Linked DNA regions of Homo sapiens: region 2 is linked to region 1. Evidence: read pairs that join two places in POLR2A ChIA-PET (ENCODE). Cell type or tissue: CD4-positive, alpha-beta T cell. All regions are shown on one strand.

The links. ChIA-PET counts read pairs that join two places held together with the same protein. Peaks named below come from ENCODE experiments on the same cell type or tissue, not always from the same donor. Only the 100,000 strongest peaks of a DNase experiment are listed, where the experiment ranks them.
Region 2: POLR2A ChIA-PET joins it to region 1 with 15 read pairs; 9 of 35 experiments call an interaction of 5 or more read pairs at or near these places.

What each region holds. Positions count from the first base shown.
Region 1 is chr17:77,373,560-77,376,059 of GRCh38, reverse strand. The region is part of intron 2 of SEPTIN9 (septin 9); the gene reads right to left. Among named protein-coding and RNA genes, the nearest start is that of MIR4316, 22 kb to the left of the region's middle. RefSeq lists an enhancer at 1-423. In CD4-positive, alpha-beta T cell, CTCF peaks have their summits at 1,264 and 1,468 (motif pointing right); DNase peaks (open chromatin) are centred at 1,549 and 2,189; H3K4me3 peaks cover 2,500 bases; H3K27ac peaks cover 1,039 bases.
Region 2 is chr17:77,474,206-77,476,705 of GRCh38, reverse strand. All of the region lies in intron 3 of SEPTIN9 (septin 9), which reads right to left. Among named protein-coding and RNA genes, the nearest start is that of MIR4316, 78 kb to the right of the region's middle. RefSeq lists enhancers at 845-1,685, 1,763-2,263, 2,264-2,500. In CD4-positive, alpha-beta T cell, no CTCF peak of the experiment used is centred here; a DNase peak (open chromatin) is centred at 1,505; H3K4me3 peaks cover 785 bases; H3K27ac peaks cover 2,340 bases.

The DNA of each region.
Region 1 (2,500 bases):
ACTTTTCTCTACCCTGATTCGGAAGCTGCCTGTCCACATCACCCCTGGCTGGGCTGAATCACACTCTCTCCTCCACCTCCTTCAATCATCCCTTCCCCACGTCTGTCTGTCCACCCAAGGTTGTCCAACTCCCATATACACACCCCCACACCCTCCAACTATACTCCAGGCTCCTTGGGCACCAGGGAGGGCCACCTTTCCATACCCCAGGTCAGCCCCCATGCACATGCGCACTCATGCACACACACACTCTCTCACGCCTATCGACTCGGGCCACCTGATGGCTCTAAGACCAGAATTCCCAGCAAAACCATTCAGGACACACAAGGGGGAGACTGATAAACACAGGGAACCAGCAGATTGAGGCCCCACTCCCCGAGACTGAGAAACCTTCCCCCAGAGCCAAAGGATTGCCAACTGCTGCACCAGGATGGTCTCAATGAGCCCATTGTCTTGGACTAAATTACAGGGTCACAAAACTGGCTTGGGAGACAGCCGCAGAAGCAGCTCCAGATGGAGGCACATGGGGGCAAGGGTGGAGTTACACCCAGAGACCCAAGGAAGGGGCACTAACAACTTTCATAGTGCAAATGGTGACAGCTGTACAACGAACACAACCCCAAACCCTGGCCTCCCCTCCCGCCACAGGGCTCCCGTTGAGACACGAGAGTTCTTCCCCAGAAATCCCACTGGGGGCCCGACACTTTCTGTTAGGAACTGAGAGCAGAGACCTCGATCCCGCAGGCAGGAGGAGAGCTCTGCACAACACAGGGCCTCTCTCCATAAGGGCTTACTGGAAAGTGGTCAGACCGGCTAAGTCGTGCCACTTGGACATTTGGGACAAGGAAGGCCCCTGGAGGAGCGGTCGCAGGGAGGAGTTGCAAAGAGGCAGGGGCAGGGAGGTCACATTCACTCGGGGACTGCAGGAGGCTCAACGGAACACAGTGGACCTAGGGAGACCCCAGTATGAGCATGTGCCCAAAGATGTCCAGATGAGGAGGTGTTGTGGGGGAGGGGGGCGGGAACAGCAAGCCCTCCCAGCTCTGCAGACCCAGACCTCCCCTCCCTCTGGGAAGCAGGGATGCAAAGGGATAGAGCCTGAAAAAGGGCTTTCACCACTAAGCTGACAAAGTAACTACGATGTTTCCAGCTCACACTCTGCACAGCGCCAGTGGCCACTGGATCACAACCCCCTCCCGTCCCTTCGCCGCCCCACACCCTCCTCAGGCCCAGCCCTGAAGAACAGCCACTGGCACTCTGCTTGGCGTCCAGCCAAAGTTCTGGTCCCCCAGGAGGCCCCGCCTCCCCCACTCAGATAGGGCTGACCCCAGGTGGGCCGTGTGGGCAGCTGGGCTCAGGACACCCAGATGTCAGCCCTGGTTCTGGCCATGGAGCGGGGAGGACCTCAGGCTGGTCACCTCCCAGCTTGGCCTGACACCTGGACAGTTTGCTCATTTCAACACAGCCTTTCCCCCTCCCGGCCCACCAGAGGGCTCTGCCCAAGTCAGCCTAGGAGCCTCTCCGAGGGGCGGGGGCTCCAGGTCCCGGCAGAGGCAGGCCCGCCCCTCAGAAGCCCTGCCCCAGAGCGCTGGAGACCATTGTGTGAGCTTCCCCTTCGCCTGCTGTATTTACTCCCGCGGACGCAGGACGCAGAGCCCCAGCACCGGCAGTCAAGAGGACGCAGGAAAGCGCACGCACTCACAGGCTCAGAGACGCGGACGCCAGACCCAGGCTTGGACAGAGCAGCCCCGCAAGTCCCAACACACTTTGTAAACCCCGAAGACAGGAGAGAGCCAAAATACTCTCCCTGCCCGCACGCAGGCCCCTTCTGTCCCCCACGGCCCGATTCTGGGAGGCGGATGAGGATATCCCCAGGCCTGGATGGGGGCCATGGGACATCCCACTCTAGACCCTGCCACGACCTGGGCTGTGTCCGTTCGGTGCTCCCGGCCCACGGGCTGCACAACTTGGCGGCCCCGAAACTGGCGTGGGGGAGGGGAGGGCTGTCCACCCGAGCAGGACGCGGCTGTCCACTCAGTCGGAGGTGAGGAACGACCTCCCTATCCCGTTGCCGGGTCCAAGCGGGGCCCGAGAGCCGCCGGGGAGAGCCAAAGGGAGGGGACCGATGGATTTCCCAGAGTGAAACTGTGCGTCCTGGAGAGTTCCGAGGCAGCCTCGCGAGCCCTCGAGGAGGTCGCTGTCGCTTGGCAAACACAAACAACAATAAAAGGAAGGAAACCCAGGCGGCAGTGCGCAGAACGAGCACAGGGTCCTGTGAGGGCGCGCAGGGTCTACGCGGGTGCCCCTAACAGGGTCCCCCACGTAGGCGGCGCGGGCACGGGGCCGGGGGCGCGCGGCGCTCTCAGCGGGAGGGCGCCTGGATTAGGGGTCCCGTCTCCCCTCAGCGCACTCCCGTCTCCCCTCAGCGCACCCCCGTCCCGCGCCAGGCCCACCCGCAGGGTCCTCTCCAGCACGTCCGCGGCCGCAGCAGCCAGCCCAG
Region 2 (2,500 bases), 100 kb before region 1:
GTTCCCATTCTGAACCCAGGCCTTATGCCAGGGCCCCTCTGCCATTCACTGGCGCTGGTGGCAGTAGGTCACCGGTCCCGTGATGGGGACTGCCCCCAAATCTGCTCATCCTGGGGACCAGCTCCCTCCTCCCCGCAGGCGTCCACTGGGCCATCTTTTCTCCAGAGTTGCAGGTGGGTCTAAGGCAGGGATGAAAGGGCTGTAATCCACGCAGCCCTGAGCCAGCACCCTCTGGGAACATCTGCACTTAGTGACAAATTCTTACCCCAACCCCAGGACCTGCCGAGGATGAGGGAATCAGATTGCTGTCTGTGGCTGGGACGGGGGCTGTAGGATATCTGGCTGGGAGGCAGTGCCCAGAGAGGAGGCAGCTATTGGACATGACACACTTTAGGGGCACTCACACTCATCACAGCCCCAGGGCTGACCCTGGCCCACCTGGCCTGGTGCCGAGAGAGGGCTTGACACAGCAGGCTTGCAAAGCCTGACTTGGAAACCAAGACCCAGGGGCCGCCCTTCTCTGCCTACCCCTCCCTGTGTGTCATGCTGCCTGGTCTACGTCCCAGAAATGTCCACACAAGTCCCATCAGCCTTGCTGGCCAAATGCAGAGATGGTGCCGCTGGGGCAAGGGACCCTGAGCCACCGCCCAATGCCATTCCCAGCTCCAGGGGAGTGACAGCCGGGCCTGCACCCCAGGACAAAGTGCTCAGGGTCAAGTCAATGCCATTCCCCTGTCTTCCCCAAACCCAACCCACACCTGGCTCTCAGAGCACGGACCGAAATGGCCACATCCCCACACACCTTGTCTGTCACTGCCAATGGTGGCCAAGCAGAATGCAAGGTCATCCTCCTCCTGCCCACGGAGGCCTGTGAAGCCACTGACCAGGCCACGGCAGGGGAGCCGGTGGCACTCACCACACCCTGTCAGCCTTCCAGGCCCGTGTCCAGGAGAAAGCTGCCGGCATCTACAGCTGGTGCCCTTGCCCCGGCGAAGACTTCCTTGCCTCCATCCACCCCGGCCCAGCGTGGGCCCAGCAGTCTCCTTACTTTGCCTCGTAACAATGCACACTGGAGCAGCCTCCAGCTGCCCTCCCTCTGCAGGCTCCCCTGAATCCAGACCCTGGGGCCAGCACCCCTGCGGCAGCCCTACGGCCACCTGCAGGCCTTCCCAGAAACTTGAGCCCATGGGGGCACTTCAGGTCCTATAAACTAACAGATGCTCCCTGTCCCCCACAAAGGGGCTTCTTAAAGCTGAGTGAGTCCCTGATGCAGGCAATGCTAGGAGGACAGTGTCCGGCCAGGGCTGCTCCCTCCTCCTCTCCTATCTCCCTGGGTGCCTGCAAAGTCCTTCAGATCCCTGCTGAATCCTGGGGAAGCCCTGCCTCGCAACCAGGGCTTGCCCTCCCCGCTCCCACACAGAGCCTGCTCTCTGCGTCCAGACAGTCTCCCCACGATGGTAACTGAATAATGATGTGTGCGGTTTCCTCTCACCACAACCCCCCCACACAGGGTTTGTGAAGCCAGACACCTCATCCATCACGCTCACCCCAGCCCGGCTTTCTTCAGAGCAGCGTAGGGCTCACGGCAAGCCCCGGCAAAAAGTCTGGTGAATGAATGAACAAATGAAGAAACAAAGCTCATCACAGCAGCCGAGGTTTACTGGGGGCTCTCTGTGCCAGGCGTTACTCTAATTTTTTTTTTTAGAGAGTGGGTCTCACTAATGTTGGTCAGGCTGGTTTCAAACTCCTGGCCTCAAGCGATCCTCCCACCTTGGCCTCCCAAAGTGCTGGGATTATAGACATAAGCCACTGCACCGAGCCCCAGGTGTTACTCTAAACGCTGCTCAGGAGCTATTATAACTGATGGATCATCACACAATCCTATAAGGTAGCCACTGTTATTGTCCCATTTCACAGATAAGGAAACCGAGACCGAGAGGGCTTTTGTCAATTATGAGGGTCGCAAAGCGAGTAAGCGGTAGAGCCAGGATTTGAAGCCAGGTAGGTGAGCCCCAGGCTGCTGACCCCCTCCCCAGGCCAGGTCTTCGGGAACCATGGAAAGGCTGGAGAAGTATGGGGTTCCTGCAGCCAGGACCCAGAAGGTGCAGCTGCGGTGCAGGCAGCTCAGCACTGAGGCCTTGGCCTCCAGCTCCTCCCTCAGTTGCTCTCCCCCAGGGAGCTGGAGGCAGAGCCCTGAACTGCCAGGAGAAGATTCTACCCGCCAGCCAGGGAAAGTTGCCAGGGCTCTTCCCAGGGCTTAGAGCCACCCCAGGCCTATCAAAGCACATTAGCATCTTAGTTTCCATAACTTCCCTTGCAAGAAAGATGATGGTACCAGCTACTGGGCCGGGCTGGGGGTCCCAGATTCCAGGGGCCCTCTCAGGCCTGCCTATGGCTCTCCCAGGACACAGATGCTTACTTGAGAAACCCTAGTGCACCAGGGGTCCCACAGCCAAAATAAAGAGGCAGAGCTGCCCTGGGGCCCCTGCCAAAGCTCCCA